2 separate regions of the Homo sapiens genome follow, and region 1 is linked to region 2. The links are chromatin loops, found by intact Hi-C in ENCODE. Cell type or tissue: endothelial cell of umbilical vein. All regions are shown on one strand. Each heading gives the region's core, and the rest is flanking DNA. Links, peaks and the distances in the headings are about the cores only. Region 1 has its middle 49 kb from the start of POPDC1. Region 2 has its middle 21 kb from the start of PREP.

What was found. A loop is a pair of places that touch in the nucleus more often than their neighbours do. Peaks named below come from ENCODE experiments on the same cell type or tissue, not always from the same donor. Only the 100,000 strongest peaks of a DNase experiment are listed, where the experiment ranks them.
Region 1: it touches region 2 in a loop (20-fold over the local background); 76 of 110 quality-filtered maps call a loop at or near these places.

Annotation. Positions count from the first base shown.
Region 1 is chr6:105,085,430-105,090,814 of GRCh38, forward strand. No RefSeq gene overlaps it. Among named protein-coding and RNA genes, the nearest start is that of POPDC1, 49 kb to the right of the region's middle. In endothelial cell of umbilical vein, for the core only: a CTCF peak has its summit at 2,333 (motif pointing right); a DNase peak (open chromatin) is centred at 2,372.
Region 2 is chr6:105,421,531-105,426,915 of GRCh38, forward strand. No RefSeq gene overlaps it. Among named protein-coding and RNA genes, the nearest start is that of PREP, 21 kb to the left of the region's middle. RefSeq lists an enhancer at 2,891-2,940. In endothelial cell of umbilical vein, for the core only: a CTCF peak has its summit at 2,840 (motif pointing left); a DNase peak (open chromatin) is centred at 2,811; H3K27me3 peaks cover 140 bases.

The DNA of each region.
Region 1 (5,385 bases), core at 157-5,156, 340 kb before region 2:
GATAACAGGACGACCCAGCCAGAATCCCAGGCTGTCCTTCTCTGTACACAGAGTACTATGTTTCCTACCCCTGTCTGTGTCTATAAGCCTTTTGTAAGGACCTTTGTATGAAGCTTTTGCTTGCTAGGCTACTAAATCAAAGCAGTGCTGTGTGATAGCCACCATTTTGTGATCGATTCTGCTCCTGATTGCCTGTTATTTTTGTAAAACATTCCTCAAAAACTCTGTGGGGTTTCTTGTTTGCTTTGCTTTCTAGAAATAATTGAAAATTCTTAAAACTTTCACAGTTGCTCAAATGTAATTTCTGTCATCCTCAATTTAGAAACCAGTATGTTGCCCTTTCTAATCCTCTCTCTCTCTCTCTCTCTCTCTCTCTCTCACACACACACACACACACACACACACACACACACACACACACACACACTTTCTGAATTAATTTGGACTGCCTGGAAAATGGTAAATGTTTCTGTGGCTGCATAGCAGGCATGTTTCTTAACACAATATAGGATAGTTTATTGTATTTATAGTGTATTTTGTTTCTAAAATTACTCAAAATTTCTTGAAGATGTGGGCTATTTCTGAAGGTCAAGGGTCTCCATTTCTACTTAATTTCTGAGCTCCTCAGCATCTGTAGCTATATCCGCCTGCTCCAGTTTGTAAAAGTTCTTTAAAACACAAACTCCAACCTTGGAGGTTTTGCTTACACCCCAAATCACATGGTTGGTTTTCTTTTGTCAAGAAGAAAGAAGAGGCTGGACCCACACCTATTAACGTAAGGACAATGCCCAAAGTCAAAGTCCAGGGAAAGACTGTTTCACACTTGAGAATCAAACCACATTTCTGTTTGACTTGGTGCAAATAGACATATTGTTGACCTGTCCTTTCATACTGCTTTTCTACCTTCTAGAAGTGTGGCCTCTCCCTCACTGCCAGTATGTCAGATATTTCAAGTGTTATTTATCACTTTCTTTCTTTCTTTCTTTTTTTTTTTTTTTTTTTTTTTGACGCAGTCTCGCTCTGTTACCCAGGCTGGAGTGCAGTGGTGTGATCTCGGCTCACTGCAACCTCTGCCTCCCGGGTTCAAGTGATTCTTGTGCCTCAGCCTCCTGAGTAGCTGGGATTTTAGGTGCGCGCCACCACACCCAGCTAATGTTTTGTATTTTTAGTAGAGACAGCGTTTTGCCATGTTACCCAGGCTGGTCTTGAACTCCTGGGCTCAGGCAGTCCACCCACCTCAGCCTCCCAAAGTGCTAGGATTAGAGATGTGAGCCACTGCGCGTGGTCATTTATCACTCTTTCATTGAGATCATCGGGCCACATATTGAGCCCTTATAGTTATCAATCTCCACACTGGCTCTTCAAGTTCTCTCATTTCTTCATGAAATTAATTCTCCACAACTTTCATTAACTAGTTCAGATAGTAGTTTTTCTAGTCCCCTGTTAAACTGCTTCTGCCCAAAAGCAATCAAACAGACCCAAAAAATCCACTTAAAACTATATTAATAAAAACCTAATTACAATCATAATTTCCTCACAGTAAAAATCTTGGAAAATGCAGAGGAGGGGCTGCCGTGTGAGAAGCTCCTGCTGTGGTGTTCTGACGATGTGCCCGGTCCACGCTCTACTTCCTTAGGTGGGCTTTTGTTTGTTGAGGCTGCACAGCATTAATGGGGAAACTTATTGCCGGGGAAAATGTAACATAAAACCAAACAGTGGGAAGGGACTCTGGACTGGCATCTGGTTCAATAGTCTGTCTCCATCTAGGATCATACCTGACCATCCTAGATGGTTATTCCCAAAATCTGCTGGAGGAGAGTCCACGAGTTCCTTTAGAATGGAATCAGTAAACAACAACAACAAAAATAAGTAATAAAAGACTGTGGGTCAATGTCAGATTATACAAGAGATCCCATTTAGATGGATACTCAATTTTCCATGATGTGATTATTACGCATTGCATGCCTGTACCAAAATATCTCATGTACCCTGTAAATATATACGCCTACTATGTACCCACAAAAACTAAAACATAATTTAAAAAGAGATCCCATTTAAAGGGACCATATTGACAACCTGCAGTGTTTCTTTTTAGTAAGACATTATTTCTTAATGGAACACTGTCCTTACTAAAATTATCTTCAAGGCTTATGTAAAAGATGTCCTAAATAACACAATCTAAAAAGTATGTCATAATGTACTCCACTGTGCAGTGGGCCTTTAGAAGTGTAAAAATTCCTTATGGTTAAGGTGAAAGTCCGACTTTTAAGAATGTAGAAGAACTGGAATTCAGTAATTCTGAATAAAGATTGAACATGATACAGTTCAGTTGTTGCTTGACACCACCAGAGGGCACTCTTCACTTGCTCTCTGAAACAGATTTTCTTTTACATCCCCTCATAGCTATAATACTCTTTTGAGTACCTGAATATCCACATGATTGATAAACTTACCTAGGAAAATTTCTGACTGAAAAAATGTGTAATTATAAGTAATGCCTTTTGAGCTCTTATGCAGAAGACAGGGGCTGTCAACACAGAGCTCACAATACTGAAGAGATAATCAGGTATTTGTAACTTGTCTAGAAAAAAGTATTTCTAAAAGTCTTCTTGTAATAAGAAACCACAGGACTGTAAACATTCAATTACATTAAATAATCATACTGCATTATTACCCCATATGTTTCTCCCCCACCTTTCAAGCTATAAGAAATATAAAACTTCTCCCAAGCATGGTGGCTCACACCTCTAATCCCAGTGTTTTGGAGGCCAACCCAGAGGGATCTCTTGAGGCCAGGAGTTCAAGACCAGCCTGATTAACATAGTGAGACCCTGTGATGTGGTTTGGCTGTTTCCCCACCCAAATCTCATCTTGAATTGTAGCTCTTACAATTCCCAGGTGTTGTGAGAGGGACCCCGTGGGAGATAACTGAATCATGGGGTTGGGTCTTTCCCATGCTGTTCTCATGATAGTGAATAATTCTCACGAAATCTGATCATTTCATAAAGGGGAGTTTCCATGCACGAGCTCCCTTCTCTTGTCTGCCACCATGGGAGACATGCCTTTCATCTTCCACCATGATTGTGAGGCCTCCCCAACCATGTGGAACTGTGAATCCACTAAACCTCTTTCTTGTGTAAAATTGTCCAGTCTCAGGTATGTCTTTATCAACAGCATGAAAACGGACGAATACAGCCTGATTCTACAAAACCTTAGCTGGGCATGATGGCTTGTGTCAGTAATTCCAGCTGCTTGGAAGGCTGAGGCAGGAGGATTGCTTGAGACCAGGAGTTCGATGCTGTAGTGCCTTTGATCACACCACTGCACTCCAGCCCGGGAGACACAGTGAGACTGTCACTAAAAAAAAAAAAAAAAAAAAAAAAAAAAAAAAAGAAATGCAAGACTTCTTCATTGGGGTTTTATTACTGAAAACTTTGATGTTCCTCTTCTCACTCAGACATCTTAATAGGGCTGCCCATACTTCCATTATTTGAGAAGAAACAATATCTTGTCAAAATGCTGATATCACACCCAGGTATTCTAAGTATTTGATTTAAATGTGTGTCTCTAGATACAAGTTCTGAAAAGAGTTTTCAGGTATAATTTAATGAAGAAATACATCTTTTACCTTCAGCTTCCATTTATGTATCACTGATTAATGTAATAATAGCTTTTACTTTTATAGTGCTTTATCGGTGACATGGTGCTTTAAAATTTAATTCTCACAAAACCCTCCTAAGATTAAGATGGCAGATATCAATATTCCTATATTACAGATGGGTTCAGGGAGATTACATTAACTACTTGGGCTATAACCTGGCTTGGAGCTAGCTAGGAAAGACACCTCAGAATTCTGATTTGAATCATTCTCTTCTTCCAGTCACCAGAACCAGGCAGTAAGCTTCCTTCTGACTCTTTAGGAAGTGCCAAGAAGACAAGGAAGTGAGTAGGAGAGTTGAAAGGATCAAAATCACACACCAATGTGATTGCCCACATTTGCTTCTGTCTGAATGTTTCCATCCATGCCACCCATTTCTACTAGTCATTCTCCAAACCCACTCTCACTCTCATCCTGCTCCACTGTGTTTCTCTGGTCTTGTTTGTTTTTTGTTTTGAGACAGAGTCTTACTCTGCTGCACAGGCTGGAGTGCAGTGGCACAATCTCGGCTCACTGCAACCTCCGCCTTCCGGGTTCAAGCGATTCTCCTGCCTCAGCCTCCCAAGTAGCTGGGATTACAGGTACATGCCGCCATGCCCGGCTAATTTTTGTATTTTTAGTAGAGATGGGGTTTCACCATGTTGCCCAGGATGGTCTCAATCTCCTGACTTCGTGATCCGCCCACCTTGGCCTCCCAAAGTGCTGGGATTACAGGAGTGAGCCACCGCACCCGGCCTCTTCTTTTTTTTTTTTTTGACAGAGTTTTGGTTTTGTTGCCCAGGCTGGAGTGCAATGGTGCAATCTCAGCTCACTGCTGCAACCTCTACCTCCCAGGTTCAAGTGATTCTCCTGCCTCGGCCTCCTGAGTAGCTGGGATTATAGGTGCGCACCATGCCTGGCTAATTTTTGTATTTTTAGTAGAGACGGAGTTTCACCATGTTGGCCAGGCTGGTCTGGAACTCCTGACTCAAGTGATCCACCTGCTGCGGCCTCCCAAAGTGTTGGGATTACAGGCGTGAGCCACTGCGCCTGGCCGTGTTTCTTACAGTGGGAAGCAAGGCTATGAATGCACTAGCCTGCGAAGCCTGGACCTGCCAGGAGTTCCACCCAATCACCTGGCATGTTTGTGCAAGGGAAGCTCCTGGACCTCACCCCAGACCAGAGTTTCTCAACCTTCCTATCCATATGAATCACCTGGGAGCTTTTAAGACTCCCAATGCCCAGATGAATGGCATCAGAATCTTTAATCCCAACGTGCAGCCCAGGCTAAACCCACTGTCCCGGCAGGTGCATTGTGTCAGTATCTGTGAGGGTGGGCTCTTGGAGCTAGACTTTTAACTGGTTCCCTGAGTGACCGTTTTATAAAAAGTCTGAAAACTACTGGCCAGGAGCCAATAAATACAAGTTGCTTTTAACTGGACTGTGAACAAGAATACGTGGGTTCTAGTTTTTCTTGGGTTCAATTTTCCTGGCTGTGTTTTTCATCTGCCCAATGGGGGCAGGGGGTGGACTCAAACAATCAGACCTCAAAGTGGTCAAGAGGACCTCAAAATGTGGTCCTTAACAGCAGCAGCAGCATCCTGCCCCGGCAACATGGCAAAACCTCATCTCTACAAAAAATACAAAAATTAGCCAGGCGTGGTGGTGCGTGCCTGTATACCCAGCTTCTTGGGAGGCTGAGGTGGTAGGATCGCTTGAAGCCAGGAGATCAAGGCTGCAGTGAGCTG
Region 2 (5,385 bases), core at 106-5,105:
AAAAAAAAAAAAAAAAAAAAAAAAAAAAGATACAATAATTCCGAAAATACCAAGTATAGGGGAAGGATGTATAACAAGAGAGATTCTTCTCATGCACTTCTTGAAGGAATGTAGATTGGTAAAACCACATTGAAAAGCAGTTTTGCTTTGCCTAGTAAAGTTGAAGATTCATATATGTTACATCAGTAATCCCACTCAGGTATTTTTAAGAGAAGCTTATGGGCATGTGCACCAGGATATACATACAAGAATGTTTATGGCAGCATTTGTGCATAATAGCACCAAACTAGAAACCAAACTTATGTCCACCAATAGTAGATTGAATAAATTGTTGAGTATGTACACAATGGATTATATTATACACACTATTTTTAAATAATAACTACAGATGGTCTCCAACTTATGATGGTTTAACTTATCATTTTTTGACTTTACAATGGGTATATCTGGGTATTAAATGCATTTTTGGCTTACAATATTTTTGACTTATGACAGGTTTATCAGGAGATAACCTCATGGTAAGTTGAGGAACATCTGTATTGATATTTGCTTGACTTTAACAGAAGAAAAAGAAAAAGTAAAACTGATGGAATTGCTGAAACTTCAGATAGACTTTTCTTTAAAACTAGAGATGTTAGGCCAGGAGTGGTGGCTCATGTCTGTAATCCCAGCACTTTGGGAAGCTGAGGTGGGCAGATCACGAGGTCAAGAGATTGAGACCATCCTGGCCAACATGGTGAAAACCTGTCTCCACTAAAAATACAAAAATTAGCTGGTCGTGATGGCGCATGCCTGTAGTCCCAGCTACTTGGGAGGCTGAGGCAGGAGAATTGCTTGAACCTGGGAAGTGGAGGTTGCAGTGAGCTGAGATCGCACCACTGCAGTCCAGCCTGGCAACAGAGTGAGACTCCATCTCAAAAAAAAAAAAAAAAAAAAATCTAGAGATGTTAGTTCTCAAAAGAGCTCTTTGGAGGTAATATTATGAAAAGTAAACAGAACTGCATTTTCCTCTACTTTTTTAGGAGCATCAGTTTAATAAATAATAGTACATATAAAATCATAATGCTATAGTCTTTATGGAATGTTCTTATGTGTGTGCATGTGTGTGTTCTTACTTAAGTACAAGTTTAAACCTCAGACAGTATTTATTGATTTCTTATTTTCTGTCCACTCAGAAAGTCATGGTGGACATGGATTGTTTTAAATTCATGTTTAATTGATCTTGAATTTTCTGGCATAACCCTGGTATCAGAGATACAAGTGGTCTAAGACTACTCTGTGGGCCTGTTTTGTCAACTTATCTGTCATATAATGGAGGGGATGTTTTCTCTAGATACCCCGCTGAGCTGCTGACAATTCAAAGTTCCCTTTGGAGGTCTTGGGGACCAGAGGCTGGTCTCATTGGCCAGTTACATGTGGCAGAGGGAACGAGGGGCCCTCCTTGGAGGCAATAGGACACCCTTTAGGTTGGAGACAATACTTAAAGCCATGCTATGGGACCAAGATCCAAGAACCTGGTTAGGGTTTGAAACCTGCCAAATCTGAAAGTTCCAAAGGCAGACACCAAATTTAGGGTATGAGATCCAGAGTTTGGGGCCTGGAAAATCAAAGCTTTTGTGAATTGTGAACTGTAAAACAGAAAAGAGGGACTTGGAGAAGGTCCTGAGTAATTACTGCTCACAGAACTTAAAGCATTCACAATCTGCCATGACATGCTATTTAGGGACCAGCAAGAAAGCAAGGCACAGGTGGTTCTGCAGTAGTAAAAGCTTGAGGTGGATCACTAGTAAGCATGCTAACTGCCATGTAATGTAAGGAAATCTCCATTTTTATAGACAAAGTATTCCATAGCCTGCCAGTAGGAAAGCTCCTTTGACCCCTCACTGAGCGGTCACTCAGGTCTTCAGGATGTCTTTCTGCACACATTTCTTTCCAAGAGTTAGTGGAGTGAGGCTTCTGGGTTTATACTGGTGTCTTACAGTTGCAGTGTTTCTCAGCACTTGCCATCTACTGGCTTAAGGGACAGCAATTCTGAATGCCCCCTAGGACCTCTTTTTACAGCTTAGACTGGGCAATAAACTCAAAGAAAAAACTCACAGTAAAAATAGTTCACTTGTCCCCTTCTCTAACCCACATATGGAGACAAAACAAATTTCTCATAATATACCAACACTTTTAAAAGTGGAAGCCTAATGATTTGAATTCCAGTGGGTAAGGAAGGAAGCAATGTTTTTATGTCCTCTCCACCTTGGAACAGGGTGGGCTATTTCTCCATTTATGTGGGCTGGCAGCAGATGGGGAGGTAAGGGCTTCTCATGATCCACAGCACCACAGTGCCAGCCCCCTGTCAAGCCTATATCAAGAAGAGGTGTGCAGGAGAAAGCTGAGTGTTAGGATTTCACCTGGGCAGAAGAATCGGGGGTGCCAGTTGCAGATTCCCGAAAGAGTGACTGTGACTTGTTGTGGTCCTTTTCCTGTTCCTGGAGTCAGAAAAAAGGGACCAGCTGCTTACTGATCCATCTTCTTTGAAATGAAGTGGAGATTAATTCCTAATTGTTCCACTTCTCATACCTACACATCACAAGTGTAGGTTCACTCCTGATCATTTCTGTGTGTTTTGTATTGTACTGTATTGTATTGTACTGTATTGTAGACAGGGTCTTTCTCTGTTGCCCACGCTGGAGTGCAGTGCTGACCATTTCTTTATCTTTTCAAGGCAGCCCTGATCCCACAGATAGTCCTTCATCCCTTCTTCACTAACAGCCCCTCAGTACTGGATTCATACTCTCTTTAAGTCCCAGCCGTTTGAGGTTTCAAAGTTTGCTACACTGCCCTCTGCTGGTCTGAACTCGGATTTACCCTAAAATGGGGGGCTCCCATTGCCAAGTACTTGAAGTTCACCCTAGATAAACGGCTTCATCAATCTCTATAGCACTTGATTTCCTTTCCTTATCTGGTGAAGTTTCCTATTCATATAGAACTTAGAGATGCTTAGGCTCTTGGACAGTTTCTGCAAATGTAGCATGAGGCTCTTGGAAAGGGAGACTTCTCTGCTTAAGGTTACTCCCTGGCTCCTGGCTTAATCTTTTCAGTGACATTTAATTCTACGGCCAATATCTGATGTTTACTCTTGTTTCTAAGCCATGGATCCTTTCTTGGTCCTCGAGTACGTTAGCCAATATGTCACCCAGATCCTTAAAAAGAGTTAGGAAACCATTCCCTGAGGTACCCTAGAAGTCTGCAGTGATACCAGTTGCTTCCAGTCTATTCTGATGAATACTGTTCCTATGAAATCACTGGTGCATACCACCTACAACTGCCAAGATCACTCATCCTGTGTGTTTAACCCAGGACTGTCTGCTTCCAGTCTGCTTTAGAAATCACGTACAAATATTTTTAAAAATATTATCTACTAATAAGGCAATCTCTCATCACAGTACAGTACAAACACAAGGTGTGTTATTAAGGATTTATCTGGCACCACAAAATTTGCCATAAAACTTCAAAGTCTTAAGAATAGGATTATCTAAAAAGCTCAACATCACTGATCATTAGAGAAATGCAAATCCAAACCACAATGAGATATGATTTCATGCCAGTCAGAATGGTGATCATTAAAAAGTCAAGAAACAACAGATGCTGGTGAGGCTGCAGAGAGATAGGAACACTTTTTTCTGTTGGTGGGAGTGTAAATTAGTTCAACCATTGTGGAAGATGGTGTGGCAATTCCTGAAAGATCTAGAACCAGAAATACCATTTGACCCAGCAATCCCATTACTGGATATATACCCAAAGGAATATAAGTCATTCTATTATAAAAATACATGCATGTGTATGTTCATTGCAGCACTATTCACAATAACAAAGACATGGAATCAACCCAAATGCCCATCAATGATAGACTGGATAAAGAAAATGTGGTACATATACACCATGGAATACTGTGCAGCCATAAAAAGGAACAAGATCGTGTCCTTTGCAGGAACATTGATGGAGCTGGAAGACATTATCCTTAGCAAACTAACACAGGAACAGAAAGACCAAACACTGCATGTTCTCACTTATAAATAGGAGCTGAACAATGTGAACACATAGACACAGGGAGGGAAACAACACACACTGGGGCCTGCCTGGCAGGGTGGAGGGCATGGATGGAGGGAGAGCATCAGGAAGAATAGTTAATGCATGCTGGGCTTAATACCTAGGTGATGGGTTGATAGGTCTAGCAAATCATAAGGGCGCATGTTTACCTATGTAACAAACCTGCACATCCTGCGTGTGTACCCCAGAACCTAAAATAAAATAAAATAAAAAACGTAAAAAAAAGAATTTTCTTTGCCCTCTATTCCTTTTTTACCTTTCTTGACTTACCTCTTCAGAATCTATTCTCTTAGAACATTTGGTTTTGTGTGTTTGTGGCTGTATACCTACATACCTTTCCATCATTGCCATTAGCTTCTTTCCAACAAGCTTTCACAAGTCTAAGAATTCTTGATTAGATTTTTTTTTTATTTTGCTGGCCTACAGGATTTGACATCCCACTAAAATCTTCTATCCTTCAGATGAACACTTTAGCCCCCAATTCTAAACTTGACTGGATGTTACTCTGTTTGCCTAAAATATTTCTGATTTATTCATATCAGTTTTAAGGCACGTCCATTTCTTATATGTATTTAATTGTTTTATTTAAATTGATCTTTCTGGGTTTTTCTAATTATCACTTATAAGAAAAATCATGCTTCTTATGCATATGGAAGTACATGTTGGAAAATGGATAAAAGAGCCATTTTAAGGATAAAATGCAAATAGTGCATCAGGCCTCAAAATTTCACTTTGAGTTTTCCCTTTAATAACAAAATATGGCCAGGCATGGCCTATAATCCTAGCCTTTGGGGAGGCTGAGATGGGAGGATCACTTGGGCCCAGGAGTTCAAGACCAGCCTGGGCAACATAGGGAGACCCTGTCTCTATAAAAATTTTTAAAAAATTAGCCTAGCATGGTGGTATGTGCCTGTGGTCCCAGCTACTCAGGAGGCTGAGGTGGGAGAATCACTTGAGCCTGGGAGGTTGAGGCGCAGGTGACAGAGCAAGACCCTGTCTCAAGAACCAACTGACCAAACAAACAAAAATATAAGTCTTTCTCAAAAAAGGTAGTCACTTAACAGATATATATGGGTAACACCTATACACAGGACACTGAATTAAACATGGAATTATAAAAAGATGAACATATGTTGACTTGTGCTCAAACATGATCTCAGATTACTATATTAGGATTTCGATGGCCACTTCAGGAGCAAGTCTTTCATTTAATAAATATTTATTGAGTGCTTACCACATTCCAGGTACCATGCTAGAAGCTAGAGATTTATGGAGCCTGGATTT